2 separate regions of the Homo sapiens genome follow, and region 2 is linked to region 1. A link is a loop called in an ENCODE intact Hi-C map of the cell type or tissue named here. Cell type or tissue: ovary. All regions are shown on one strand. Each heading gives the region's core, and the rest is flanking DNA. Links, peaks and the distances in the headings are about the cores only. Region 1 has its middle 170 kb from the start of MBOAT1. Region 2 has its middle 370 kb from the start of TRQ-CTG1-1.

Region 1 (15,926 bases), core at 2,958-10,957:
TCTTCACATCCTAGACCCCGTCAGTTTCTTACAGCATTAAGCACATTATTAAAGAAGTCAGGGGGAAGTGGAACCTTAAAGCAAATCCCTATCCCCTCCTCCTCTGTGAGAACAGATCGGAGTGCCTTCCCTCCTAAAACATCAGGGCATTTATGGACACGGACACTAGTCACAACGTCCCTTGCCACATCCACAGACTCAGTCACTGCCCCTTCATTTTCCTGGTGTGTTGGAAGCCCAGAGCAGTCACCTGGCTGATCACAGTGTGTACTGAGACAATGGCTTGGAGGTGGGGTGGCACCAGAAGTCCCAAATGTCAGGCAAAATGCTCGCTCTCCAGTGCCTCATCAGAGCATTACAAAATCCATGTTAGCTCTTTTAGACCAGAGCTTTGCACTCTTCAAACTTTAATTGTGCAGGAATGAATCAACCTGGAAACCTTGTTAAAATGTTGATTCTGATTCGGGAAGTCTGAGCCAGGGCCGCAGGGTCTGTGTTTCTAACAGGCACCTGGTGATGCCGACACTGAGCTGGTGCCTGAACTGCACCTAAGGTGCAAGGTTGCAGATCATCATAGGGTAGAGGTGTGGGGAAGGTGTTTTGGGGAAGGGGGTCCCTGTGGTTGCTCAGAGGCAAAGCTTTAAGTGGCCACAAAACTCCACAGATTCAGAGGTCTCTGGGTTGGGGAAACCTTTAGCAGGGTCAGAGGGGAAAAAAAACAGAACAGGAGCCATCAGTGAGGATGAGGCTGGGAGGCTCTGAAATGAGAAAGTGCCGCATGCACACGTGCACCAGGAAATGTGCTAGTAGGCAGCGCCAGCATGAGCAGAGCCTTATTTATTGTGACAAAATGAACAGCCCCCAGGTTGCTCATCCAGCAGCTAATTTCTCATCTTATCTATTATGTGAATGAGATGGGAAAACAGTTTCCTGTTTCTCACAGATATCACTGACATGAAAGATACTCAGCGAATTCCCTGGAAAGCCATGCAGTCACATCCATCCACCGGCTTGCTGGTTTCAAGGGGAGGAATTGATGCAGCCAGGGCGGCTCCCAGATGCAGAAGCGAGTAAAGAGGCTTCTTTGCAGATGCCCTCATGTTCATATCACCTTGGAGAATGACTGAGGAGCTGACAGGTCTTTTTCTGCTGTAATATTCCATGGCAGATATTCCTTGAGGTCCAAGTGATTGTCCTGGGAGTGGCTTTGAGGCTTTCCTTGGTCTATTTCCAAGCTGGCTGTGTGACGGGGTGAAGGATCCCCAGCTGGAAGGGAGGCCCAGCCGGCAGCCACCACCTCCTCCTCCAACCTGTCCTCCCATCCACGCAATGAGCTCTAACAGCCTCACACCCCCACCTTCCCAAAGCGGCAACAATCATGAATCTTCCCTGGGAGAAGGATGGTGCCCTGTTCTGGTATAACCCAGAGTACCTGAGAGAAATTATTAGCATTTGTTTCAACTCTGTCTTACTGACAATGAGGAAACTGAGGTCCAGCATGGTGGGCAGATTTGCCCAAGGTCACCTAGCAGGTAAACAGTTGAGCCTTTTGGAGCCATGCATTGATCAAGGTCTGGTGAAAAGGCAAGTCTTAGATAGGAATCAATGTTGGGTGTAGGAATCTAAAGAGAATGGATACCCAGAAAAATCCTCCTGACTCTGGGGGTTCATGTTTTGCCCTGGAAATATAACACATCGGACAACAGTTTCTGATGGAGAGACACAGAAGTGGAGAGTCCACAAGAGGGGTTCCCAACTTGGGCCACTTATTAACATCATTGGGTGGTGAGGGGGAGTAAAAATGCTGATGCCTGGGCCACACTGCAGAAAACCGAGTTTGAATCTCTCAGGCCTCACAGCCCCTGTGAGCTTGTTAGAAATGCAAACTCTCAGACCCCACCTGGCCTGCTGAATCAGAACCCGGGTGATTTCTGTGCTCGCTGAAGTTTGAGAAGCACTGCTTGAGCTAAACAATGGAACCACCTGATGTCTGGGTCCCACCCCAGGTCAAACACATTGGAATCTCCAGACAGTGTGGCCTGCCATGGGTGGCTTTTAGAAAGGCGAGGACCATGGAGAAGAGAGTAGGGCACAAGATATGAGTTTAAAGGCCTCAGAGACAAATTGACCTGAAATCACATTTTGCAGAGTCCCCAGGCACATTCAGGAAAAGAAGTGTGGATGAAGACATGGAGGCTGGGGAGGCCTGGTCCTGCCTCTGCCTCTGTCTGTCCCCCAGCAATATGGCCTGGAACAGACCACGGCTGACTCCAGAGATGAAGATCTGAAGTCTGATGATTCTGTGTCCACCTTGAAACAGGGCAAGAGCAGAAAAATGACTTTCAAGTCCCAGTGTACTATGCTGGGTAAGTAGGAGTAGTGCTATCGTTGGAATGTTTGTGTCCCTCCAAAATACAGGTGGAAATGTAATCCCCATTGCAGTTGTATTAAGAGGCGGGACCTTTAGGAGGCAACTAGGTCATGAGGACTCCTCACTCATGAATGGAATTAAGGCTCTCATAAAAGAGGCTTTATATGGGTCCCTTTTTGCCCTTCTGCCATGTGAAGATGTTAAAAACACACTATCTTAGAAGAGAGTCAACCCTCACCAGACACAGAGACCACCAGCGTCGTGATCTTGGACTTCCCAGCCTCCAGAACAGTGAGAAATTAACATACCAATTATAAATTACCCAGTCTGAGATATTTTGTTACAGCAGCACAAATGAACTAAGACAAGAAGATTATGAGGTAGGCAGTACATAAGAGATGCTAGAATTAGAACTAGGTTCTAATAGTTGTGTCACAGCTGTGTGACCTTGGGCAAATTCTTTAACCTCTAAGCTTCAGTTTTGCTCATCCGTTAAATGAAGAAAATAAACACTAATTATGAAGTCATTGTGACCTGTCAGGAACTAAACGTTTAAAGCTCTTGACAAAATTTCTGGTACCTACACTCAAAAACAGTAATAAATGGCAATTCAATTTCAACCCCATGGTCATTCTGAGTAAGATTTTAAGTTAGTAGAAGGCAGATGAGATGTGAACAATAACCTCTTTGTAGAATGAAAACCTAATGTCATGGTTTATAAATAACTCTCCCAGCTATGGATACTGTTATCTCTGTCCCCTCCAGGCAAGCCTTGTTTAATCCACCACAGTGGTTTCCTACGAATGTATATATATATATAAAAAGAACAATGATAAAGAACATACACAATAATGTGGGGAGGCATGCAAATCAAAAAGGCATTAACTGATAGGGAAAAGGGAGCAAGGAACTAGGTTGAAATTATGTGGAAGGGCCTCTAGATAAATACGACAGTGAAAAGACAACTAATTGAAGAATGAGAGAGTTTTCTTAACCAGTGCTAGCTGAGTAAAAATATAATTATCTTTGATTCATGAAGATTGCTACAATATGACTCATTTACCAAAACAGTTACTAGCAGAATTACACTTGTTACTGTGAGAAGACCACGTGGGAGCGAGGGCTGTAGTAAATACCAAATGTGTTTGGTATTTCACAATGGCACCTGGAAGGAGAGTTCTGTTTCCTGCTCAGCGGTTCTCTGTGATGCTGCTGCTCTCAGCGGGCCATTTGTGATCAGCAGGAGCACAGAGACCTTCCTGTGAGATGGGAAATGCTAATGTAAGTGCTCCTAACCAGGTTCTGGGAGAATCTCAACTTTCCTAGCCTGAACACACACCATCTAGATCCCAAACTTCTTCTTTTCTACCGGTGAAGCCAGAGCTCCAAGGCCACTGTGCCCTTAATTTTTAATCATATTGAGTTGATGTCTCTTTTGCCAAAGACTGCACACACACGGAGAAATTAGAAGACATTCATGACTGTTTATTAGTTGTCTGATGGCTCTAAAAAGGGGAAACTTACCTTTTTCCAATCAAATATTTTCTCTCTACCTCGACTGTGGTAGGCTTGGGTGTTCATCCCATAGAACAGAGCTGCTTAAAGGTTGAAATCTTCAACAATTATGGGAAGCTGACTGCTGCGATGATGCACTAAAATGGGTGGAAGACAGTGGGCAGGGCACCCTCAGAGGTAGAGGGACCTCACAGGTGTTCTGGCCCAAACATCCTAAGGCCAGATGTGGCTCTAGGGAGTACGTGTATGTAAGTGATAAGGACAGCCATGTGTTCTATAAAAACAGAATGAGGCCGGGAGCAGTGGCTCACGCCTGTAATCCCAGCACTTTGGGAGGCCGAGGTGGGCGGATCATGAGGTCAGGAGATCGAGACCATCCTGGCTAACACTGTGAAACCCAATCTCTACTAAAAATACAAAAAATTAGCCGGGCGTGGTGGTGGGCGCCTGTAGTTCCAGCTACGCAGGAGGCTGAGGCAGGAGAATGGTGTGAACCCAGGAGGTGGAGCTTGCAGTGAGCCAAGATCGCACCACTGCACTCTAGCCTGGGTGACAGAGCGAGACTACCTCTCAAAAAAACAAAAAACAAACAAACAAACAAAAAAAACAGAATGAAAGGCACAGGAAGAGATAAGATGCATTTCTCACACAGCGGAAGAGCTCTGCAGGGAGAAATGTACAGAAAAAGGCAGCAGCAAACGGTCCTGCAAGCACAAGAGTAATGAAAATAAATACAGCTTACAAGCCTAATGAAGATCATTTCAGAGCAGGTTGAGACCCTAACTGATACAAATGAGGATCATTAGCTTCCCTGGGCTCTCCTGTTCAGTGTAGGACAAGAACCGTGCAAATAGAAGGAGATGACCAGGGCTATAATGGTAAAATTATAACCCCACGCCAGACCTGGGTCTTTTAATAAGAAGAGCCATGTTCATCTCCAGTCTCAAAGCCACTTGAGGGCCTGAAGACCATCAATATAGATGGCGCTTAGCTGTTCTCATCCGAGGATAACAAATGTTTTCAGAACCACCCACTTCTCTTCCCCCGCAATACGCATAAAGAAGATTCCAGATATGATTCTCTCTCAGGCTGAGATCAACCACACTGTTTATGATTATGAGGTGCCTACTACATGCTAGGCCTTGCACTAAGTACTTTGCTTGCATTATTTCATTTCATCCCATCCACAGGCCTGGGAGGTAGGTATTATCAATACTCCCATTTTAATGATAAGGATAACTAAGGTTCAGAGAGATTGGGTAACTTGCCCAAGGTCAAAAAGTAAGTGACAAGTCAGAGATTAAAATAGAAAGCCAGCTTTGATAGGTTGTTTTTAGGATCAACTGTTGTGGAGAGGTGACAAAAATGAAAATGAGCAGGCATGTCACAGCAAACACGAAAGGAAGAATTATTCATGAAGAGAAAGGACCTGTTCCAGGGCCCAGAGACAGAAAAGAACTTGGGAGGTGTGAGGACCTTCTAAGTGTCTATTGCTGACTAATTATCAGCCCCCACGATGTGACTTAAGATATCAGGGGCCTTGATTCTCCTTCATGTGGCCTCTCCACATGGCTGCTTGTGCTTCCTCCAGCATGGAGGCTGTGTTCCCATGGGGATGTGATGGAAGCTACTAGTCTTTTTAATGGCAAAGCACGGAACTGGCACAGTGGTACCTCCACCATATTCTTTTGGTCGACTCGGTCACAAGCCCTGCCCTAATTCAGTGGGAGGAATGACAAAGAGTTAAACAAAACAAAACAAAACAAAACAAAACCACTGTGGTGGAATCACAGTTGACTAAGGATGAAGGAGCAAGAAATGGAAGGGTTGTGGAACAAGGTGATGGGAGAGAGATTTTGCAAGCCTTTCTTGGCCATGTGAAGGACTTTGGATTTCATGCTAAGTGCAGACGAAACCTTTACTCCTTTTCCACCCTTGCTCTTATCTCAACTGTGGTAGAAGACTAATACAACTAAGGACTGGAGGGATTTCATCTTAAGTCCACAGAGCAAATCTACATGCACATAAGATGCATCTAATTCAGGCATTTAATGATTGTAAGGTATTAGTAAACTATCATCTTCAAATATAAGCTCCCCCAAAATACCATCTGTTGCTGAGGGACACACATAACATACCAGATTTCCAAGCTTCAGGAACAATGCCAATATACCTCCCCAGGTGTCGTGCCAGGTACTGCCACACCATGTTCATATGCAGAATGACTGCTGCTTGGTTTCTTGCCTACCCATCACCCTCACATACTTTATACCCTTGAACTCAAAAAAGCCCACAGCCCTTCAGTTTGTTAATTATCAGCCAGTCTGTCTGTATATAAACACTGCTTTGAGGTCAGGGAATTTTGCTGTGCCCGTGCAACTGAATCACTGGGTCCAATCTTCATGGTTAGAGAACTGGGTTTCTTGGTGCTAGTTAGAGTCATTCGGTGAGGAAGAAGTGAAGAGGAATAGCTTCCCTCTATTGCTAAAGCCAGAACTTCTCTGTACAACAAAGAATGTAAACGTTATAATACACTGGAGAGTGGGGTGATGCTACTCAACATATTAAATACCTTCTGTGCTGAGGTATCAAGACAAATCGGACAGACTCCAAATTCTTGAGTTGCTAAGAATAGAGAGAGGAATTATCCATAAATATGTTTTTTTCAATACAATGTAGTAAGTATAGTGATACAGGCATTCAAAGGGTACAATGAGATCCCAGAATTGGGGGCTCTAGCTGAGTTTTTGGGAGTGGTGAAGCAGGATAGGTTTCATAAAGGAGGCAATTTGGGACCAGAATTTAGGAGGAGTGGCAGTTAATAAAAGTATTTCAGGCAGACAAGAAATTGAAGAAGAAGAAAAAAGGCTCATTTATGTGAGGCAGCTAGGTAAGTGTCCGTTTTGAGGAGGAGGGTTGCATAAGAGGGCAACATTATTGGAATATAACTTTTTTTAAAACGAATCCTGCCTCAGGTTTATTTGTACAAATAGCACAGGAGGACACCAGCCCCATGCAGACGGCAGCCCAGGGGGTCACCCCAGTCCTTCTGTCCTCATATTGGCAGACAGAGATCTCTACCCTGAAGCCTTTGTAGGGGCCTGGGCACCTTTGGGAGCCTGAGTTGGAACTGAAGCTGGAGCTGCAGCCTGGGCCTTGATTTGGACCTGGGCCTTGGTTTGGTCCTGGGCCTTGGCCTTTGGCTGGCACAGCCTGAGCCCTTTGGCAATGCAGGCACAAGCACACGTCCAAAATTTGGGGTAGGCAATGTAGGCAAGTCAATTGAGCTCACAGCTGACACCCTTTGGGATCTTGGGCTTAACCTCTTTGGGCTTTACGAGGGCCTCGATAGCCTTGGCACATGTACTCACGGCCTTGGCACTGTCGGCCTGCATCTTCTTTAGGCCCTTCTTCTTGTGCTTCTTGGTAAAGCACATGTTCCCCAGGAACTTGGGGTCCACCCCCTTAAGAGATTTGTATCTTTGTGATAGGGGTTTCTTGATGACATTTCTGTGCCATTTTCGGGACTGGTTGTGTGTGGTGTGGTTCTTGGACTTGGCCATGTCTGCACCTTAAGCCACAGCTCCTGAAGCACCTAGAACCAGAAGTTGAATATAACTTTAACACAAGTTGTGAGAAGGGACAGAAAGGAAAAGATAAACAGTGGGCAGATCACAGAGGGCTGTGTATACTATATTAAATAACTTCGTATTTATGCTGTAACTATCAATGATTTTAAAGGAGAATGACTTGATCAGATTTTTGTTTTAGATAAATTATTCTGGTAGAAATATAAAGACAGATAATATTGAGCCAAGACTGAAAGGAAGAGAGACCTGTAGGAGGTACTGACTCAATAGTGCAGGTTTGTTATATAGGTAAACTCATGCCATGGGAATTTGTTGTACAGATTATTTCATCACCCAGGTACTAAGCTTAGTGCCCAATAGTTATCTTTTCTGCTCCTCTCCCTCCTCCCACCCTCCACCCTCAGGTAAGCCCCCGTGTCTGTTGTTCCTCTTTTTGTATCCATGTGTTCTCCTCATTTAGCTCCTACTTTTAAGTGAGACCATGCAGTATTTGGTTTTCTCTTCCTGCATTAGTTTGCTAAGGATAATGGCCTCCAGCTCCAACCATGTCCCTGCAAAGGACATGGACTCATTCTTTTCTATTGCTGCATAGTATTTCTTGGTGTATATGTACCACATTTTCTTTATCCAGTCTACCATTGATAGGCATTTAGGTTGATTCCATGTCTTTGCTGTTGTGAATAGTGCTGCAATGAACACGCATGTGCATGTGTCTTTATGATAGAATAATTTCCATTCCTTTGGGTATATACCCAGTAATGGGATTGCTAGGTCAACTGGTAGTTCTGTTTTTAGCTCTTTGAGAAATTACCATACTGATTTCCACAATGGTTGAACTAATGTGCACTCCCATCAACAGTGTATAACCATCTACTTTTCTCAGCAACCTTGCCAGCCTCTGTTATTTTTTGACTTTTTAATAATAGTCATTCTTACTGGTGTGAGAGACCTGTCTTATTAATAAGATAAGGAAATCTAATAGAAAAAGGGAACAATTTGTGACACAAGATATAGAATGATATGAGGGGTTGGAATCAAGGGGTGGTCTTTAAAACTTGGAAGAGGAACCTTATCCTCTGAGACTGGTGAAGGAAGAGTTCAGACCTCCCTATGATAGGATGTGAGGAGCAGGAAGGAAGTGCATATCTGGCAGTATTCCATTCCTCCCTTTTTCTGAGCCCAGGGTGAAAGTATAAATAGATACTCACATGTCTATATCCAAATATTTAAAATTTATCAGTCAAGCAAAAAGTAGTTAAAATATGTTAGATATGTATGTTCAATAGAAAATGCCTATCTTGACAGATATACCTTCTTTAAAATTTGGGAAGCCAACTTTATTTCGAGTTTTGGACTCCTCGGAGTTCTATGCTAGAATATAGAGACCTAAGAGAGCCACCCCAGCCCATGATCCAATTCTCTTGTCTTCCTACTTCTGGCCCCACAATATACCACGAGAGACCTACAAGGACACATGTAGACACCCAAGCCTGCAAGCCCAGACTCAGGCCACATCCCCCTGGAAATAGCCACTCCTTGGCCACCCCTTGAGCTTAGAGATGCATCCACAGTGGGTTCAGCCATCCTTGGGGGAAAAGATTCTGGAAGAAGTTCATGGAGGACCTATAAACAGGCTCATGGCAATCTGTGCAAGGAATTCTGAGGTTCTGGGTACTCATAGCATAATGTAGAAAAGGAAATGTGGTTCTGGGTGGACATGTCCCCCTTAGATTCACACACCCCTTGCCCTGTATGAAGGAGCTCAGCTATGAGGCCAGAATGATGCTCTCTGAAGATCAGGGCACAGGGCAGAAGCTCCTCTTGCCCAGGCCTAGGGGTGGTACAGTCCAGTAGCCTCTATGTTCTTGACGGAACCCAAAAACAAAAAAACAAAAAAAAAAGAAAGAAAGAAAGCTAAAGTTATTAGCCAACACTGAAGTTGGTTGGGGATCCATCCAGAGGAACCAATGCTACCTCTCAGGTTTTGTTCTTTTAACTCCCGGGAAACAGTATCCAAGTAGTTTGTCAGGAGAATTTGTTTTTTCTCTTGAAGTAGAAGCACTCACCAGTCAAGCAAGCATGGATTAGAATCCCTGAGGTACTACAGCTTACAGGCATTTGCTTGGTAGATTCTTTTTCCTACTCACTGCCAATTTGAGTGGACTCATAAAGTTTGCTTTGTGCCACAAGCATGAACTGGAAGGGCAAAAAAAAAGACATCACCACAAAACTCACTTCAAAGCCAGAGAGCTCTTGAAACTGATTTCATCTCAGGAGTCCCCAGCAGTGCTGAAAGCAGGTCACCTTCAGAAAGAGATCTGTCCACCATGAAGGCTGCAGAGCTTTCATGAAGAGCAGGTCTTCTCCCCTGACATAAAGGTAAATCTAGGTGTAAATGGCATCACTGGCCAACAGAAACCGGGGCCCACAGAAAGAGGAATGTCCAGAGGGCATTTTTTAAAATCTTAATATTAATTTTCTTTCCAAGGAAATGAAATATTTCAAAAAGGATAAGGATGACATGAATTAAATAACAGAGCAATGACAAGACACAAGTTATAACATTTTAAAAAATATTTTTATGCATGTGTAAAATGTTCATAATGTTACTTTAGGGGTACTTTAACTTCTCTTCCTGTGTATTATACCTGAACAATGATGGAATGATGTTTTTTTAAAAAAATATTAGGATTCTAAAGACCTTTTCTACCATTAATTTTCTATAATGGTGCTGAAATCTTATTATCTGCATTTTATTGCTATGAAAACTAAAATATAGAGCAGTTAAGTGACTATCCAGTGAACAAGTGGCAGAATTGGAAATAGCACCCAATATTTTATCCTACCTATTAAATCATATATCTTGCTAACCTAGAGGTGCCTCTTTTCACACTAATCTACTTTTGATTCATAGCTATGGAAGTCCTGAATGCTGACCTATTAGAAATCTGTAATTAGTCAGCACCTAACTATATATTAGATTCTGTTAAGTAATGTCATTACAAGAACAAGGGGGATGAAACTGGAAACTTTTCGAAGAAATAAAACTATTCCTAAATCTTTGAAGATAGGTTAACTTATGACATGTCATCCCATGCACCATGTATCAATAAAAAAAAAAGTTCTAGTTTAGAAATGGTAAGAAAAATGTTCACGAAGTATTTAGATAAATTCATGCACAATGCACTCCTAATATATGCCCTAATATTAATTATCTCTGTTGTTTAAATCCTCCTGCAGTAATCTGCCCTCTCTCTCAGCGATTATTATTGTCTACTTTGTACCTAGATCTATGTATGCAGATTTTACTTTCCCCACTAAATTCTAAAGGTGGTGATTGGGTCCCATACATTTTCTGTGTCCTCTGCAGTGGATAACAATGCCTCAGTCATGGTAGTAATAAGTTGTTGCTGAATGAAAACAATGCATATATTGGATTATATCACTAGGCTTTTCAGATTGATGTCCAAGACAACCAGATCTAGTCATTAGGTCTGTACCTAGGACCCCTGTCAAGGACAGAGCTCTGGGTGAGATGAATTGCAGGTCTAAACCAACAGCAATTCTCATGCTCTAAATTCACAAACTAAATGAAGGATTGTACACTCTAGAAAGGCTGCTATTCAGATTTTAAAAAAATAAAACAAAGTAGATACAAATCCCTCTTTTAGTGTTCACTCTGACTGCAGGGAAGGATATACAGGTATTTCTTATCAGGCCAGAAAGACTGCCTAGCTAAGAAATAAACATCTTAAGTTAAAGATTTTTATTTCCACTATGTGGGCAACCCTTGCATAGTGAACTTGCACTCAGAGAAAATCTGTTTATTGTGCCGTAAAAAGGAAAGTCCCCAATAATTAGGAAGCATCATGTGTGCTCGAAGAAATGAAGTCAATAACAGTATTCCAATGTGTGTTGTATCTAAACTAAACTATAAAAGTAGCTTTTTACCATTGCATGCAAATGATGGCTGGAAAATAGCCCACTTTACATAATTGCACAGCTGTGGGCAGTCTGGCTTCCAAAATTCAGGATGCATCGTGATAACATGTGTAGGACCCAGAAAGGGGTTAATTTTGAAAACAGTCACTTTCATATACTCAGATGGAGACAGAGCACCATTATTGATGTTTAATCGATCAATAGGCATTTCTTCCTATGATATGAAGTTTACATTACCCTCCATCTGGAGTGAGTGAAGGAATAAGAAGGAAATCTGTTAAATGCAAAATTACTTCTTATTCGCTTTGCCCATGTCATTTCAGTTCAGCTTACTACATGTTAATCTTTTCTATGACTTAAATAAAGCAATAGAAAGTGATTGCACTTTAACCCTTTTGTGGATTTCTCAAACGCTTTAATCTAAACGCAACAATTTAGACCATGATTTAGGATAAGCTATCATATCTCTGTCTCACAACATGATCAAGTAATTGGCCAGTTACTTCGTAGGTTCCATTTCTTCACCAGTTCTATAAAATCCTACGGTCCCAGATTTCTCAAACCCCTTCTTTCTGCAGCAACTCTGCTCCCCGTTTCAGTTTCTAAGTCTAGAAAGCAATGTGGTAGAATGCAACGAGTATGAATTTAGCTACAAATAGACCACATTTAAAATTTCAGTTCCACGGAACTGCCTATACGAGACCCTAAACAATATGTTAACCTCTCTAAGACTCCATTTCTGTATCTGTAAGATGGTTACACTAGAGCCTGGCTCATAAATGAAATAACATATATGAAGTGCCTGGTACATAAAGGTCACTTAATTCATACACATAGCCTTTCCTCACCCTCAAATGGGATCATTTGTTTTTTTCTGCATTTAGAATCATGTTTTGTGAATGGTGGTGTTTGTTTCATTTCCTAGACTCTGGCTTATTAATTCACATAGTCAAAGCATAGTGTAGAAGGTGCAGATTTGTATCTTCTATTTCAGAAAAGACAAATTAGTAAAAATTTTTTGAAATGGTGAACCAGGCTGGCCATGGTGGCTCATGCTTGTTGTAATCCCAGAACTTTGGGAGGCTGAAGTAGGAGGATTGCTTGAGGCCGGGAGTTTGGTATGAGCCAGAGCAACATAGAGAGACCTCTGTTACTACAAATTTTTTTTAATTAGCAATGGTGGCATTTGCCTGTATCCTAGCTATTCAGGAGGCTGTGGTGGGAGGATCACCTGAGCTCAGGGGACTGAGGCTGCGATGAGCCATGTTTGTGCCACTGCACTCCAGCCTGGGCAACAGAATGAAACCCTGTTTCAAAAAAAAAAGCCAACCAAGCAAGTGTGTTTAGCTGGTGACCTAATGACCAGGGAGTAAGATTGTTTAGTGCTTTGGTAAGTTATTTTTATTTTGTTATGTATTATAAGTTCGATTATTACCATTACTGGGGTGGAAGTGAGGGGGTTGTCAGGACAAGTGCATATCCTCCTGAATGGATAAATAAGGCAGAGGAAGGCATGTGACCTAAATGTGTGTGCTACAGACCATGTGTACTATTCTCCATCATGTATCTCCTAAATTTTCTTAGTAAAGAAAGACGTGAACAGGAAGCCCCCTCCTTAACAAGGTCTCACTGTGCCCCTACGATTTCCCCATTCATGCCTACAATGTTAAAGTCTTCCAAAGGAAGAGTCTTCAGACCTTCTGTACATGTAGTGACAATCATCTGCTGTGTACAGAAAACCTCCAGGTAGGAGAGAGAGAGCTGCTGCCATTGTGTTTAAATTCCTAAGATCAACACTCGGCATTTTAAGGTAATAAATAGCAATAGTTCTCATTGTAGCAATTTCTTTTTTATTCATATTTTTAATTGACAAATCATAATTGTATCCATTTGTAAGGTACAGTGTGATATTTTGATATATGTATACAATGTGTAAAGATTAAATCAAGCGAATTAACACATCCATCGCTTCACTTATTCTTTCTGGTGCGATATTTGAAATTTACTCATTGCTATTTTGAAATACACAATTTCTATCTAGTTCAGGGCCACATGGGCAACCATTAGAATGCGGTATAAAATCAGTAGGTACTAATGAATAATGAATGAAGGCTCACTCCCAAACCAGGCGATCTAATGGAAAGTTTAACATAATTTCACAATCCAAACCATTGTTCACCCACTTGTTCTGCTTCTTGCTCTCTGTATATCCTACCTTCATGTGTGCAGGCTGCTCAGCCACTAAGAAACCTATTACCTGGAACAAGTTCAACCTGCTGCTTTCGTCTGACCTAGACTTTGCAATGCAATAAGAAATCCTTCTGTATTAAGAATGTAGAATATGGATTATAAGTGTTAGGTAATTCTTTGGTCCTTAGGGTCACACAAGGTTGTCCACTGAGCATGCTCATGACACAACATCAAACCTGTCAAAGTGGAGCAGCATGGATTTCATTTGTGATGGGACCTCCTGAAACGTGCAAAGACCAGACAGAATGTAGCCAATCAATGACCATTCACCAGCACAGAGAGTACAAAAAATACCACATTTCCTTATTTTTGCTTTCTTTTTTTTTCTTTTTCTTTTTTTTTTTTTTTTCTGAGACAAAGTCTCACTCTGTCACCCAGGCTGGAGTGCAGTGGCGTGATCTCAGCTCACTGCAACCTCTGTCTCCTGGGTTCAAGTGATTCTCCTGCCTCAGCCTCCCAAATAGCTGGGATCACAGGTGCGTACTATGCCTGGCTAATTTTTATATCTTTAGTAGAGACGGGGTTTTGCCATATTGGCCAGGCTGGTCTCGAACTCCTGACCTCAAGTGATCCACCCACCTCGGCCCCCCAAAATGCTGAGATTACAGGCGTGAGCCACCATACCCAGCCTCATTTTTCTCTAAATCAACTTAAGTCCAATTCTAAGCCCCACTCCCCTGAGAAGTAGAAAAGTCAAACTCAGTCATTACTAGAGCTCTCCAAGCATAGGTCACATAAAAAGTCCCTGGGTCTGAAGCAGGACGAGACATTGTGGAGGCCCCACTGGTTATGAGACATCCGGAGATACAGAAAACCACCAGGGTCTCCATGGTCCTGGCCATCTGGGATAGGGCAACTCATCTGCTTCTGTTCCATTTGTGGGGTTCAGAAAATCCTCAGCAAAACTGGAAGTGCCCTGCCTCTGAGGTGCATCAAACAGGTGTCCCATTTGAGTCATGCTGCTCCCTTGGGTGGCTGCCACTAGAGGGGACATGCCCCCCACTACTGATGAAATTCATCAACCTCCAACCTTCTCCCAGTCCAGGTGAATGACCTCTCCCCTCCCTGCTCAACGCTCTCAAAAGCATTCTGGGCTCTCTTCTCCTTCTCTGGTGAAATCTAATCTAGTCTGAGCTTAGGCTTTTTCAAAAATCAGGAAGACCTTCTGCTTTTGAGGCAAGAGAAGGCAAAGCCTGGATTTCTGTTAGAAATGGGAAGGATAGAAGTGACTCCAAGAAGGAAGCAAGACCAAAATCTTAGGAAATTATCCCATCCCATTGGTGTCATAAAAAAAGCAGATGAGTTGCCCTTGAGTTCCTGGCCTGGGAACTGGGTAGGACCAACTCTCCCAGACAGAGAAGTTCTGGGAGCCACAGTCAGGATGCACCACCCCCAGGCACACTGGCTATGTGTGAGAACCAAGAAATTATCATGGGTGTTTCAGGGCAGCACCCCCATGTGCCTTCCCACCCATCCCTCAAGGGATTCTGGGCAGAGGTTCCCATGGGCTTGGAGTAGCAGTAAGTTAAATGAAATAGGGAAGATGAACTGAAAGAATCACAAGACCAAAAGCATGGCAGGAATCTGCAAACACAAGACCAGCCTACCTTTGAGCCTAAAATCCAGCTGGATATTTGTGGAGAGGTCACCTTATTCATGGCCAAAGGGCTGACCAGATCCACGCCAGCAGGGAGTGCTGAAGAGGAAGAGAGAAGCTTCTCCGCAGGACAGCATCAGCACCTACAGCTGGTTTGAAAGGGCCCTGAGGACCAAGCAGATAAGAGAGGTCATGGTTAGGTAGGGGCTATTGAGAGTCATGACGTGGACACACAGCCTTGACATGGACACACAGCCTTGCAATGGACACACAGCAGACAAACAGCAAGGGAATCACAGGGCACCAGAGCAAGAGGACAGGCAAGGCAAATGTGCCCAATGCTTGGAGACTCTGCCAGGGAACTGGGGCCTCCATATACAGGGATCCCACTGCTAGGAATTCTGGAAAAAGGCCCCTCTAGACATGGACTTCAACTGTGCCCTGTCTGGCTGGTATTGCTGAGAAAACTTCAGTTACACTTTCAAGCACAAGCAAAAATCTCTTCACATTATAAGAAAAAAGATCATCCTTTTAAGCAATGAGGTCTCATGTTCTGGTCCCCAGGTAATTTGACTGAGATTGAACTTAGCAAATGTTTACGGAGACAGAAAACAATGATTAACAAATTCATTAATTCAATTAGGGCACAGGGTAGCTCCTC
Region 2 (15,926 bases), core at 5,360-13,359, 840 kb before region 1:
AGGCACAGTACAAAAGAGCTTGGCTCCTTTAATCACCACCCTTACCCACAAGCACTACACTGGCAAGTCAACTCAAACCTCAGCTTTCTCACCAATACTCCCAAACCAGACAGATTCTCTTTTGAGAAGATACCCTTATCTGTGACTTCCTTCCTCCTCCCAGGAAGTGGTGACAACAGCTCTTAGGGAAAAACAAGTAAAAGTGGGAAGGAGTCAAGGGATTGACTCTTTCAGAAGGATGTCAAAGCTCAGGGCCTCACGTCAATCCATGTGAGCTATCTCAACCCTGTGGATATCCCACTGTGTGAATGGGTGCACCTCTCAATTAGTTGGGGTGAACCTTGTTATTGAACATTTACGAGATCCTTATAAGTAACCAAGTATTCTAAGATAGACTGCAAATTAACTCAGATTTCTTCACATTATGTAATTCCCTATGAATGTTTTATACTATTTTAAAAGCTTTAATTTGTGTTAAAGAACACAAATTTAATAAATCCAGAATCAAAAGGAAGGGAGGTTACAGGCCTAAGAAAACAAAATGAGGACATAAATAATATCATTGGAGAATACATTGGAAACAACACACAGCATACACAATTGATAATTACAAAGAGAAAATGGTTTGGGATAAGCCCAGTGAAAGCTCATGAAAAAATATAGAGATTAAAGCAACAGAGAAAAACTAATAGAAATGGAAGACAGATGAATGATCCTACATATAGGCTGGACACGGTGGCTCACGCCTGTAATCCCAGCACTTTGGGAGGCTGAGGCAGGCAGATCACTTGAGGCCGGGAGTTCAAGAACAGCCTGGGCAATATGGTGAAACCCTATCTCTACTAAAAATGCAAAAATTAGCCAGGCGTGGTGGCACATGCCTATAATCTCAGCTAATTTGGAGTCTGAGACATGAGAATCTCTTGAGCCCTGGAGGCAGAGGTTGCAGTAAGTTAAGATTGTACCACTTCACTCCAGCCTAGGCAGTACAGAAAGACTCTGTCTTAAAAAAAAAAAAGAAAAAAAAAAGAAACAATGAGCCTACATATAGATATTGGGCAGTCGTAAATTTAAAAATTTAGCAACTTAAGAAGATAAAGCAATTAAAAGTATTCAAAAATTTCCTTAAAATGAAAAAATACTACATTTGCAAATTGACAGAGCACACTATATATTAAGCACACTATACATCAAAACACATCTTGGTGTATGAAACTTACAGGAAAAATAAAGAATACCCTTGAAATCCTAACACAAAAATTAAGTAGCTTCCAAGAGAGAAGAAAAAAGTAATCTCAGCCACACTGAATGATGGGAGTCAGAGGTTTATGAACAAATCTCTAAATGAAGAAAATTGTGGCAGAGAAAATTAAGTTCCACAATGATGTAATTCTAGTCTGAAGGCGATAGGCAGATACTTTAAAATGTTATGGAAACTCATGAATTACAACCGCACAGCCCATTTTTGATATGCTGATTGTCGAGTTAGAAAAAATGAAAAACTAAAATCAAACAAGTTGTGAAATTAAGAGTACAAGAATATAGCAGATACAATTTGAGGGTTGCATGCATGGATTAATCTTAAGTAGAGAATTAACACTAAAAATGAGTGCAGTTTATCATGAAATAGAATGTAAATAGAAGAAACTTTGACATAAAACACATAATTAACAAATTAACAGCATAAAACAAAACAAATAATTAACAAAACCAGGAAGCAAGAAGAGAGGAAAATGGGGAGAATGGTAGAAATGTTAATATTCTCATCGTTACAGCAGCAGGTCAATCTGTACAGTGTCAAGTGAAAACAGATTGATTAAAAACAGTATTGACTCCAGTCTCTCACAATTTTTCATAAATTTTTCTAAACTAAAATTATTCTTTAAGAAACGGTAAATCCATGATCTAGGATAATGAAGGAGAATTTGAGCATGCTTTTAAATTCACATCAATTTATCTTTCTTCTATAATTAAATCCTAATAAAATTAAATATAATACTATACTTACTATACAGTATTTTATTTTTCTATTTAACTTTAATCTTAAGTTCAGGGGTATATGTGCAGGTTTGTTATATAGGTAAACTTGTGTCATAGGGGTTTGTTGTAAAGATTATTTCATCACTCACGTGGTAAGTCTAATATCCACCAGTTATTTTTCCTGACTGTCTCCCTCCTCCCAACCCCTACCCTCATGTAGGCCCCAGTGTGTGTTGTTCCCTTCTATGTGTCCTTGTGTTCTCATCGTTTAGCTCCCACTTACAAGTGAAAACATGTGGTATTTGGTTTTCTGTTCCTGTGTTAGTTTGCTAAGGATAATGGCCTCCAGCTCCATCCATGTTACTGCAAAGGACATGATCTTTTTTATGGCTGCATAGTATTTCATGGAGTATATGTACCATATTTTCTTTATCAAGTCTACCATTGATGGGCATTTAGATTGATTTCATGTCTTTGCTATTGTGAATAGTGCTGCAGTGAACGTATGTGTGCACGTGTCTTTATACTAGAATGATTTATATTCCTTTGGGTGTATACCAAGTAATGGGATTGCGGAGTCAAATGGTATTTCTGTTTTAGGTCTCTGAGGAACTGCCATACTGTCTTCCACAATGACTGGACTAATTTAGACTCTTACCAACAGTGTATAAAAGTTTTAATCTACAACCTTGCCACATCTGTTATTTTTTCACTTTTTAAATAACAGTCATTCTGGGCTGGGCACAGTGGCTCACGCCTGTAATCCCAGCACTTTCGGAGGCCAAGGCAGGCAGACCATGAGGTCAGGAGTTCGAGACCAGCCTGACCAACATGGTGAAACCCCGTCCCTACTAAAAATACAAAAATTAGCTGGACGTGGTGGCAGGCACCTGTAATCCCAGCTACTCAGGAAGCTGACGCAGGAGAATGACTTGAACCTGGGAGGCGGAGGTTGCAGTGAGCTGAGATTGCACCATTGCACTCCAGCCTGGACGACAAGAGCGAGACTTCATCTCAAAAGGAAAAAAAAAAAGAAAAAAAAAATAGTCATTCTGACTGGTGTCAGAGGTATCTCCATGTGGTTTTGATGATTTGCATTGCTCTAATGATCAGTGATGTTGAGTTTTTTTTCATGATTGTTGGCCCCATATATGTCTTCTTTTGAGAAGTGTCTGTTCATGTCCTTTGCCTACTTTTTAATGGGGTTGTTTTTGTAAATCTGTTTAAATTCTTTATAGATACTGGATATTAGACCTTTGTCAGATGCATAATTTGCAAAATTTTTCTCTCATTCTGTAGTTTGCCTGTTCATTCTGTTGACAGTTCCCTTTGCTGTACAGCAGCTCTTTAGTTTAATTAGATCCCATTTGTCAATTTTTGCCTGTGTTGGAGTTGCTTTTGGTTTCTTGATCATGAAATCTTTGCCTATTCCTATGTTCAGAATGGTATTGTCTAGGTTGTTTTCCAGGATTTTTATAGCTGTGGGTTTTACATTTAAGTCTTTATAATCCACCTTGAATTAATTTTAGTATATGTTGTAAGAAAAGGAGTCCAGTTGCAATCTTCTGTATATGGCTAGCCAGTTATCCTAGCACCATTTATTGAATAGGGAATCCTTCCCCATTGCTTGTTTTTGTCACGTTTGTTGAAGATCAGATAGTTGTAAGTGTGCAGCATTATTTCTGGGTTCTCTAGTCTGTTCCATTGGTCTATGTGTCTGCTTTTGCTCCAGTACCATGCTGCTTTGATTACTGTAGCCCTGTAATATAGTTTGAGGCTGGGTATCATGATGCTTCCAGCTTTGCTCTTTTTGCTTAGAATTGCCCTGGATATTTGGACTCTTTTTTGGTTCTATAAGAATTTTGAAACTGTTTTTTCTAGTTTTCCTTGGTTAGCTGTATTCCTTAGTATTTTTTTAGGGGACAATTGTGACTGTGATTGTGTTCCTGATCTGGCTCATGGCTTGACTATTGTTAGTGTATAGGAATGCCAGTGTCCTGCACATTGATTTTGCATCCTGAGACTTTGCTGAAGTTGTTTATCAGCTTAAGGAGCTTTTGGGCTAAGACTATGGGATTTTCTACATATAGGATCACACCATCTGCAAAGAGGGATCATTTGACTTCCTTTCTTCCTACCTGGATGCCCTTTCTTTCTTTCTGTTGCCTGATTTCCCTGGCCAGGACTTCCAATACTAGGTTGAATAGGAGTGGTGAGAGAGGGCATCCTTGTCTTGTGCCAGTTTTCAAAGGGAATGCTTCCAGCTTTTGCCCATTCCATATGATATTGGCTGTGGGTTTGTCATAGATGGCTCTGATTATTTTGAGATATGTTCCTTTAATATCTAGTTTATTGAGAAATTTTAACATAAAGCAGTTTTGAGTTTTATTGAAAGCCTTTTCTGCGTCTATTGAAATAATCATCTGGTGTCTTTAGTTCTGTTTACATGTTGAATCATATTTATTAAGGGGGATATTTTGAACCAACCTTACAACCCAGGGATAAAGCCTACTTGATCATGGTAGATAAGCTTTTTGATGTGCTACTGAATTCAGTCTGTGAATATTTTGTTAAGAATTTTTGCACTGATGTCCCTCAAGGATATCAACCTGTAGTTTTATTTTTTTGTTGTGTCTCTGCCAGGTTTTGGTATCAGGATGATGCTGGCCTCATAGAATCAGGTAGGGAGGAGTTCTTCCTCCTCACTTTTTTGGAATAGTTTCAGCAGGAATGGTACCAGCTCTTCTTTGTACATCTGGTGGAATTTGGCTATGAATCCATCTGGTCCAGGGCATTTTTTATTGGCAGGTTATTTACTACTGACTCAATTTCAGAGCTCATTATTGGTATCTTCAGGGATTAAATTTCTTCCTGGTTCAGTCTTGGGAGGGTGTGTATGTCCAGGAATTTATCAATTTCTTGTAGATTTTCTAGTTTATGTACATAGAGGTGTTTATAATATTATGTGATGGTTGTTTTCTATTTCTGTGAGGTCAGTGATAATATCCTCTTTATCAGTTCTGATTGTGTTTATTTGAAAATCTTGTATTTCCTTCTTTTTCAGTCTAGCTAGTGGTCTATCTATTTTAGTAATTTTTTTTAAAAGAACAGCTTCTGCATTTCTTGATCTCTTGAATAGTGTTTTGATTCTCAATCTCCTTCAGTTTAGCTTTAATTTTGATTATTTCTCGTCTTTTGCTAGCTTTGGGATCTGTTTGCTCTTGGTTGTGTAGTTCTTTTAGTTGTGATATTAGGTTGTTAACTTGGGATCTTTCTAACTTTCTGATGTGGGCATTTAGTGCTATAAATTTCCCTCTTAACACTGACTTAGCTGTCTCCCAGAGATTCTCATATGCTGTATCTTTGTTGCCCTTAATTTCAAAGAACTTCTTGATTTCCACCTTTATTTTATTATTTACCCAAAAATTATTCAGGAGCAGCTTGTTCGATTTCTGTATTAGTCCATTTTCATGCTGCTCATAAAGACATACCCAAGACTGGGTAATTTATAAAGAAAAAGAGGTTTCATGGACTCACAGTTCCACACGGCTGGGGAGGCCTTAGAATCATGGCAGAAGGTGAAAGGTACATCTTACATGGTGGCAGGCAAGACAGTATGCGAGCCAAGTGAAAGGGGAAACCCCTTATAAAACCATCAGATCTCACGAGACTTATTCACTACCACGATAACAATATGTGGGAAACCACTCCCATGATTTAATTATCTCCCACCAGGTCCCTCCCATAACATGTGGGAATTATGTGGGCTACAATTCAAGATGAGATTTGGGTGGGAACACAGCCAAATCATATCATTCCACCCCCTTGCCCCTCCCAAATCTCATGTCCTCACATGTCAAAACCAATCATGCCTTCCCAACAGTTCTCCAAATCTTAACTCATTTCAGCATTAACTCAAAAGTCCACAGTCCAAAGTCTCATCTGAGACAAGGCAAGTGCCTTCCGCCTATGAGCCTGTAAAATCAAAAGCAAGTTAGTTACTTCCTAAATACAATGGAGGTACAGGCATTGGATAAATACTCCCATTTCAAATGGGAGAAATTGGCCAAAATGAAGGGGCTAAAGGCCCCATGCAAGTCCGAAATTCAATGAGGCAATCAAATGTTAAAGTTCCAAAGTGATCTCCTTTGGCTCTGTGTCTCACATACAGGTTATGGTTACTGCAAGATGTGGAACCTCATGATCTTGGGCAGCTCTGCCCCTGTAACTTTGCAAGGTACAGCCTCCCTCCTGGCTGCTTTCATAGACTGGTGTTAGGTGTCTGCAGCTTTTCCAGGCACATGGTTCAAGCTGTTGGTGGATCTACCATTTTGGGGGCTGGAGGATAGTAGCCCTCTTCTCACAGCTCCACTATGCAGTCCCCCAGTGGGGACTCTGCGTGGGGGCTTCAACCCCACATGTCCCTTCTGCACTGCCCTAGGAGAGGTTATCTTTAATGGTCCTACCCCTGTAGCAAAATTCTGCCTGGACATCCAGGTATTTTCATACATCCTCTAAAATCTAGGTGGAGGTTTCCAAACCTCAATTCTTGATTTCTGTGCACCCACAGGCTCAACACCACCTGGAAGCTCCCAAGGCTTTGGGCTTGCACCCTCTGAAGCCATGGCCCATTTTTCCCTCCTATGCCTCTGGGCCCATGATGGGAAGGGCGGCCATGAAGGCCTCTGACATGCCCTGGAGACATTTTCCCCATTGTCTTGACAATTAATATTTGGCTTCTCATTACTTACACAAATTCCTGCAGCCAGCTTGAATTTCTCCCCAGAATATGGGGTTTTCTTTCCTATCACATCATTGGGCTGCAAATTTTTCAAACATTTTATGCTCTGCTTCCTCTTGCTCACTTGGCTGCTGAGAAATTTCTCCCACCAGATACCCTAAATCATTTCTCTCAAGTTCAAAATTCCACAGATCTCTAGGGCAGGGGCAAAATGTCACCAGTCTCTTTATATAGCAAGACTGACCTTTACTCCAGTTCCCAACAAGTTCCTCATACCTATCTGAGACTACCTCAGCCTGAATCTTGTTGTCCATATCACTATCAGCATTTTGGTCAAAGCCACTCAACAAGTCTAGGAAGTTCCAAACTTTTCCACATTTTTCTATCTTCTGAGCCCTCCAAACTGTTCCAACCTCTGTCTGTTATCCAGTTCCAAAGTCACTTCTACATTTTTGTGTATCTTTGCAGCAATGCCCCACTCTGCTGGTACCAATTTACTGTATTAGTCTGTTTTCACACTGCTGATAAAGGCATACATGAGACTGAGTAATTTATAAAGAAAAAGAGGTTTAATGAACTCAGAGTTCCACATGGCTGGGGAGGCATTACAATCATGGCAGAAGGTGAAAAGCATGTATTACATGGTGGCAGGCAAGAGAGAATGAGAGCCAAGTGAAAGGGGGAACCCCTTATATAACCACCAGATCTCATTTAAGTTATTCACTATTATGAGAACAGTATGGAGGAAACCATCCCCATGATTCAATTATTTCCCACCAGGTCCCTTCCACAACATGTGGGAATTATGGGAGCTACAATTCAAAATGAGATTTGGGTGGGGACACAGCCAAACCATATTGATTTCCATGTAATCGTATGGCTAGGAGTGAATTTATTAGACTTGATTTCTAATTTCATTGCACTGTTGTCTGAGAAATTGTTTGTTATGATGTCAGTTATTTTGCATTTGCTAAGGAGTGTTTTAAATTTAATTATGTGATCAAATTTAAAGTATGTGCCATGTGGTGATGAGAAGAATGTATATTCTGTTGTTTTTGGGTGGAGAGTTTAGTAGATGTCTATCAAGTCTATTTGATTCAGTGCTGAGTTCAGGCCCTGAATATCTTTGTCAATTTTCTGTCTTAATGATTTGTCTAAAATTGTCAGTGGGGTGTTAAAGTCTCCTACTAGTATTACAGAGCAGTCTAAGTCTCTTTGAAGGTCTCTAAGAACTTGCTTTATGAATCTGAGTGCTCCTGTGTTGGGTGCATATATATTTAGGATAGTTAGGCCTTCCTGAATTGAACCCTTTACCATTATGTAATGCCCTTCTTTGTCTTTTTTTATCTTTGTTGGTTTGAAGTCTGTTTTGTCTGAAACTAGAATTGCAACCCCTGCTTTTTTCTGTTTTCCATTTATTTGGTAGATTTTTCTCCATCTCTTTATTTTGAACCTATGTGTGTCATTGCATGTGAGATGAATCTCTTGAAGACAGCATATGAATGGGTCTTGGTTCTTTATCCAACATGCGACTTTATGTCTCTTATCGGGTCATGTAGCCTATTTACATTCAAGGTTAGTACTGACATGTATGGATTTGATCCTGTCATTATGATATTAGCTGGATATTTTTCACAGTTGTTTAGTGATTACTTCATAGTGTCACTCGTCTGTGTACTTTGCTGTGTTTTTGTAGTGGCCAGTGATGAATGGTCTTTCCTTTCCATATTTAGTTCTTCCTTCAGGAACTTTCATAAGGCAGGTCTGGTGGTAACATATTCCCTCAGCATTTGCTTGTCTGAAAAAGATCTTATTTCTCCTTCACTTATGAGGCTTAGTTTGGCAAGATATGAAATTCTGTGTTGGAAATTCTTTTCTTTAAGAATATTGAATGTTGGCCCCTGATCTCTTTGGCTTGTAGGGTTTCTACTGAGAGTTCCACTGTTAGTCTGATGGGCTTCCCTTTGTAGGTGACTTGACCTTTCTCTCAAGCTGCCTTTAACATTTTTTATTTCACTTCAACCTTGGAGAATCTGATGATGATGTGTCTTGGGGATAATCTTCTCATGAGTATCTTACTAGGTTTCTCTGTATTTTCTGAATTTGAATGTTGGCCTCTCTAGCTAGATTGGAGAAGTTCTCATGGGTGATATCCTGAAATATGTTTTCCAAGTTGGTTCCATTCTCCCTAACTCTTTCAGGGACACCAGTGAGTTGTAGATTTGGTCTCTTTACAAAATCCTATATTTCTCAGAGGTTTTATTTTTTCCTTTTCATTCTTGTTTCCCTGTTTTTGTCTGGCAGTCTTATTTCAGAAAGGCAGTCTTCAAGCTCTGAGATTCTTTCCTCCATTTGGTCTATTGTGCTATTAATACTTGTGAATGCATTTTAAACTTCTTGTAGTGTGTTTTTCAGCTCTGTCCTGTCAGTTATGTTCTTTTCTATACTGTCTATTTTGTCTGTCAGCTCATGCATTGTTTTATCATAATTTTTAGCTTGCTTGGATTGGTTTTTAGCTGGCTTGGATTGAGTACTTCTGTAGCTCAATTGCTCCTCTCCATATTCTGAATTCTATTTTCAGCCATCTCAACCTGGTTTAGAACCCTTGCTGGAGAGGTAATGTGGTCATCTGAAAGAAAGAGGGCACTCTGGCTTTTTGAGTTGTCAGGGTTCTTGCACTGATTCTTTCTTATGTTTATGAGTGTATCTACCTTCAATCTTTGAGGATGCTGACCTTTGGAATTTTTTCTTTTATCTTATTTGATGACCTTCAGGGTTTGATTATGGTATAAAGTGGATTCTGCCAAATGGCTTTTTTTCTGGAAGATTTTAGGGGGCCAACACGCAGCTCCCAACTTCTGGACTGCAAGTTCTAAATCTGAGGGACTTGTATTTGGCCATGACTTTGTCCTCTGGCTCCTTGAGGTTAGAAATCCACTGTGCTGGCAGGCCCAAGGTGCTTCTGGGCCACTGGTCACTACACTCCCATAGGGCAGTGTCAGACAAAGCATTTTGTAGTGCGGTGACAGTGGAATTCATCCTCACAGCATCAGCTGCGGTAGACTGCTAGTGGGTGCCAGGGTACCTGCCTCCCTGCAGGCATTCACCACAGTGGTGGAGGCCACTCAGCTAGGTGGGGGTTGAGGGAGCTCCTCCTGGTGACTGTGCGCATGGTCATGCTGGAGGTGGTGTTGGCTTGTAGGCAGGACACTGGTGAGTGCAGGTCTGGGTGCTTTTTCTGTGCCCCACAAGCAGGAGTGGTTGCTTGGGGGCGGTGGAGGATCTGCTGTTCTCTGCACAGTGTTAGCACAAGGGCAGAGCACTGGCTGGGGCAAGGCTGGCCGGCTCTGTGCCTGTCAAGGCTTTGTCAGCAATGGCAGTCGGCAGAGAGAGGTGGGGCAGACTTCATTACCGCTTGCTGTCAGGGCAAAGAATGCAAAACTTGCCTGCAGACATGCTCCAGCAAAGCAATGTGGAAAGTTTCCTTGGTCCCAGGAAGAAGCTGCAGTATGGACAGGGGGCATGTGGGCTGGTGCGCGGTTGCAAGGGCCGCCCCACTGGAGCTCTCCACCAGTCAAGCATGGTCTGCCAGAGTGGAAGCTATGGTGTAAGTTCCCAGGGTATCCAAAACTGTCCTCCAAGCATGCATAGCCAGGCTGGGGACCTGGGAGAAGCCAGCGGACCAAAGGGTGCTCAGGTTGGACTGGCCCCTCTCTGCTGGGCAAGAACAAAGAGTTCAGGTCCAACAGATTCCCTAGGGCTAAAGTCTCCTGTGGGACCAAGTTGAGCCTAGGGAGATGGCCATCTCTGGCCATGCTCTGCTATAGATGCTCCATCACCGAATCTCTGGGCTTCATGTCAGCTGGCTTGCTGCCCCTACCACTTTTCTAAGCAGCTGTCCATGCCAACAAGAGTATTTGTGGTGGTTGAGGGATCTCCTCCTGCCAGGGTTCCAGAGGACTCTGGCAGGAGCAGGTTGCTCCTTGCCGGTTCAACACACCCATTTCCCAGGAGCCACTGGGGGACAGGAACAAGTCCCTGTGTGCAATAACCCCATGCAGGTTTGCCAGCTTTCTCCCATCAGCCCAGCTTCTGTGTCTTCCCTCCATCCACTCTCAGTGCCTTCTCTCTCAATACTTACTATATAATTTTTTTAAGTAACAAAATAGTACATTGATATTTTGTTGTCTTTGTTTCATTGGGTATAACTTACATACAGTAAAATTTGTTTTTAGGTAAATATAATTCTATGGGTTTGTCAAATAACATCATTTAATTATCACCACGATAAAGACATAAAATATTTCCATCACTCCAGAAATTTTTCTAAGGCCCCTTTGTAGTCAATCCTCACTCTAACCTGATCCTGCTGGAAAACCACTGAGAAGTTTTCTGTCCTTATAGCTTTGTCTTTTATTGGATGTCATATAAACATAATTATATTGTGCATTTGAGTCTAATTTCCTTACTTAGCACTGTGCTTTTTTTGATATTCACCTGAGTTACCGCATGCACGTTTGATTTTTTGTTGTTGCAAAATATTATTCCATTGTATGGATATGCCATAATTTGTCTACCTATCCACTTACCATCTGAGGGACATTTGGGTTGCTTCCCGATTTTTGGCAATGAAAAAAGTTGCTGTGAACATTCACACATTGGTTTATGTGTAAACATCTATTTATTTCTACCTCTTTTTGATAAACACCTTTAAATGGGTTTTCTGGTTGTACAATAAATGTGTATTGGTTAATTAACTCACTGAGAAACTGCTGAACTGTTTCTCAAGGTGTTTGTACAATTTTGTACAACATATCAGAATTCCAGTTGCTCTGCATCCTGGCCAACACTTGGTACTGTCACTTTTCAAAAATAACATTTTTCAAAAATATGCCCGGGCACGGTGGCTCATGCCTGTAATCCCAGCACTTTGGGAGGCTTAGGTGGGTGGATCACTTGAGCCCATAAGACTGGGACCAGTCTGGGCAACATGGCAAAACCCTGTCCATACAAATATTCAAAAAATTTAGCCAGGAGTGGTGGTACATGCCTGTAGTCCCAGCTACTTGGGAACCTGAGGTGGGAACATCATCTGAGCCCAGAAGGTCAAGGCTGCAGTGGGCTGTGATTGTGCCATGGGACTCTTGCCTGGGTGACAAAGTCAGACCTCATCTAAAAAAAAAAAAAAATAGAAAAGAAAAGAAAATTATACTCTGGTGCTTGCCCGCCAACAATGGATTGGATAAAGCAAATGTGGTACATATATGCTATAGAATGCTACACAGCGGTAAAATAGAATGAAATTATGTCATTTCCAGCAATATGGATTCAGGTGGAGGCCATTATCCTAAGCAAATTAACACAGGAAGAAAAACACCAAATATCACATGTTCTCACTTATAAGTGGGAGCTAAACATTGGGTACACATGAACATAAAGATGAAAACAATAAACACCGGTGACTACACGGGTAGGGAATGGTGGAGACAGATGGGGACAGCGGCTGAAAAACTACCTATTGGGTACTGTGCTCACTATGTGGGTGATGGGACCATTTGTACCCCAAACCCCAGTGTCACACAATATACTTATGTAACAAGCTTGTACATATATCTGCATAATTGAAAGTTGAAATTATTTTTAAAAAGAAACATAAAAAATAATGCCAATAGGCATCTAGTTATCTTCTTTGTTTTTTGTTTGTTTGTTTGTTTTTGTCTATTTGCCTATCTATATACCTGGAATAATGCCTAAAAGTCTGTTTTGTTTTGGCTTAATGGTGGGGTAGAGGGAGGTTTGGAAATTTGTAGCTTTTTCCTGAATTGCTTAAATTCTTTATAATGAGGAAATATTATTTATTAGAAACAAAGTGAGTTTTAGAAAATCTAAATACTATTTTAACAGCTGTTCAACACCCTAAATTATGAATATTCTAAAAACCATTTAACCATTTCTTTATTTGGGGATATTTAGATTGTTTCCAGTTTTTTATAAGATGAGAACAACTGTTCATTTCTTTGTATAAACCTTTGTTAGAGAAAACAGGAAATTTTGAATTTTTAATATATAGCTCCAAGATGCTTAGCAAAATATACTACTGTATACTCCAAAGAAAAATATGTAGGATGCCCGTATCCTCATACCTTTATTTGCACTACATATTTGCATTTATAAAAGTCTCTGTTAACTTGCCAAATAACGGATAGTCAAGTGATCTTTCATTGGCAAATATTTTCTCTATACGGAAGTCTGCATTTCAATCTATTTGTTCTCTTTAGTAAATCTATAATGTTTTTTAAGTTTTATTTTAGGTTCAGAGGTATGTGTGCAGGTTTGTTGTAAAGGTAAATTGCATGTTATGGGAGTTTGGTGTACAGATTATTTTGTAACCGAGGTAATAAGCATAATACTTAGTAGGTAGTTTTCCAATTCTCACCCTTCTCACCCTTCTCCCATGCTCCACCCTCAAGTAGGCCTCAGTGTCTGTTGTTCCCTTCTTTGTGTCCATGTGTACTTGATGTTTAGCTCCTACTCCTAAGTGAGAACATGTGATATTTGGTTGTCTGCTTCTGTGTTAGTTCGCTTAGGATAATAGCCTCCAGCTGCATCAATGTTTCTGCAAAGGACATGATCTTTTTCCTTTTTATGGCTGTGTAGTATTCCATGGAGTATATGTACCATGTTTTCTTCAACCAGGCTACTGTTCATGGGAATTTAGGTTGATTCCACATACTCGCTATTTTGAATAGTGCTGTGATGAACATAGGCATGCATGTGTTGTTATGGTAGAATAATTTATATTCCTTTAGGTATATACCCAGTAATAGGATTGCTGGATTGGATGGTAATTCCGTTTTGAGTTAAGAAATCACCAAAATGCTTTCCTCAATGGCTGACCTAATTTACATTCCCACCAACAGTGTATAAGCATTCCCTTTTCTTTGCAACCTCACCAGAAACTGTAATTTTTTGACTTTTTGATAATAGCCATTCTGACTGGTGTGAGATGGTATCTCATTGTAGCTTTGATTTATGTTTCTCAAACGATGAGTGATACTGAGATTTTTCTCATATGTTTGTTGGCTGCATGTGTCTTTTCTTTTGAAAACTATCTGTTCATGTCCTTTACCCACTTTTTAATGGGGTTGTTTTTTGCTTGTTGATTTGTTAAAGTTCCTTATAGGTTCTGGATATTAGACCTTTGTTGGAAGCATAGTTTGCGAATATTTCCTCCCATTCTGTAGGTTGTCTGTTCACTCTGTTGATGGTTTCTTTTGCTGTGTGGAAGCTCTTTAGCTAGGTTGGGGAAGTTTTCATGAATGATATCCTCAAATATATTTTCCAAGTTGTTTGCTTTCTCTCCCTTTCTTTCAAGAACACCAGTGAGTCATAGATTTGGTATCTTTATGTAATCTCATATTTCTCTTATTTGTCTTTATTTATTTTTAATCCTAATGAGTTGTTTCAAAGAACCAGTCTTCCAGCTCTGAGATTCTTTCCTCAGCTTGGTCGATTCTGCTGTTAATACTTGCAATTGTACTCTGAAATTCTTGAAGTGAGTTTTTTATAGTTCAGTCAGATACATTTTGTTCTTTCCTAAAATGGCCATTTTTTTCTTTTATCTCTTAAATCATTTTTATTGTATTTCTTAAATTCCTTGGATAGGGTTTCAACTTTCTCCTGGATTTCAGTGGTCTTTGTTCCTATCCATATTCTCAATTCTATTTCTGTCATTTCAGCCATTTTGGTCTGGTTAAAAATCATTGCTGGTTAACTAGTACAGTTATTTGGAGGTAAGAAGACACTGGCTTTTTGAGTTGCCAGAGTTCTTGTGCTAGCTCTTTCTCATCTGTGTGAGGTGATATTCCTCCCATCTTTGAAGTTGTTCTCCTCTGAATGGATTGACTTTTTTTTTTCTTTATCATCTTTGATTATCTTGGGGGTTTGATTGTGGTATAAGGTAGGTTCAGTTGACTGGGTTCATTTCTGGAAGATTTTAGGGCTCCAGGGCACAGCTCAGCACTCCTGATGTGTGTGCTCTAACTCTGGGGAGCTGGTACTGAGCCCCTGGCTTTGTTCTCTAGCTCCTGGAGGTTAGGAACCTACTGCACTGGAGGGGCTTAGGTGCTGCCATTTTGCTGGCCAAAGGACTTCTTTGGGGTGGTGGCAGCAGGATCCATGTTCGCTGATGTATGCCAGCAGCTGTGGCAGCAAAGCGGGGTGCATGCACATTGGCTGGGGTGGTGATATGGCTTGGATTTTGTGACCCCACCCAAATCTCATGTTCAATTGTAATCCCCAGTGTTGGAGGAGGGGCCTGGTGGAAGGTGATTGGATCCTGGAGGCCAACTTCCCTTGCTATTCTTGTGAGAGTGAATGAGTTCTCATAAGATGGGTTTGTTTAGAAATGTGTAGCACCTCCCTTCTCTCTCTTCCTTCTTCTCCAGCCATGTAAGACATGACTCCTTCCCCTTTGCCTTCCTCTGTGATTATAAGTCTCCTGAGACCTTTCCAGCCATGCTTCCTGTGCAGCCTGCAGAACTGTGAGTCAATTAAACTTCTTTTCTTTATAAATTACCCAGTCTCAGGTAGTTCTTTATAGCAATGTGAGAACAGACTGATACAGGTGGGGTACTGGTGGAAATGGGGCTGCAGCTTTCCTGCATGTGCGGATGCTGTCAGTGGAGCACAGGTGGGGGCATGGTTGTCAGTGTCCATGCTTGCAGTTGCCCTGGCAGTGGTGGGGTGCTGCCCCACATCTGCCAGCTCTGTGTGTGCATTCACACTGCTGGGGGAGGGGGGTGGTGGAGTTGCCAGCATTCATGTGTTTGCACCATTAGTGGTGGCAGTGCTGGGGGAGCAGGGCCACTGGTATCCACGCACATGACTGCAGTGGTGGCATGGAGGTTGGGAGGAATTTCTGGTGTCCATGCACACATTCATGCTGGTGGTAGTGTTGGCACAGGTGTGGGGGCATAGCTGCTGGCATCTGTGTGCACATTTGCACCGGTGGTGAGGTGGAGCTGCTGGTGTGCATGAACTCGTTAGTGCCAGTGGCGTGACTGTGCGTGTGTTTGTGTGTATCACCATTGTCAATGCACGTGTTTATGGTAGCAATGGCAGTATGGCTGAATAGCAACGTTTTGGGGGTTGGGAGGACAGTGAATTGTGGTCACGCTGGCAGCAGTGTTGGGTTGTGTACATT

The links. Hi-C counts contacts between places; a loop is a spot of excess contacts. Peaks named below come from ENCODE experiments on the same cell type or tissue, not always from the same donor. Only the 100,000 strongest peaks of a DNase experiment are listed, where the experiment ranks them.
Region 2: a loop joins it to region 1, with 10 times the contacts of the local background. A loop is called at or near these places in 2 of 110 quality-filtered maps.

What each region holds. Positions count from the first base shown.
Region 1 is chr6:20,035,492-20,051,417 of GRCh38, forward strand. It overlaps the pseudogene RPL29P17. Among named protein-coding and RNA genes, the nearest start is that of MBOAT1, 170 kb to the right of the region's middle. In ovary, for the core only: no CTCF peak of the experiment used is centred there; no DNase peak of the experiment used is centred there.
Region 2 is chr6:19,195,282-19,211,207 of GRCh38, forward strand. No RefSeq gene overlaps it. Among named protein-coding and RNA genes, the nearest start is that of TRQ-CTG1-1, 370 kb to the left of the region's middle. In ovary, for the core only: no CTCF peak of the experiment used is centred there; a DNase peak (open chromatin) is centred at 9,930.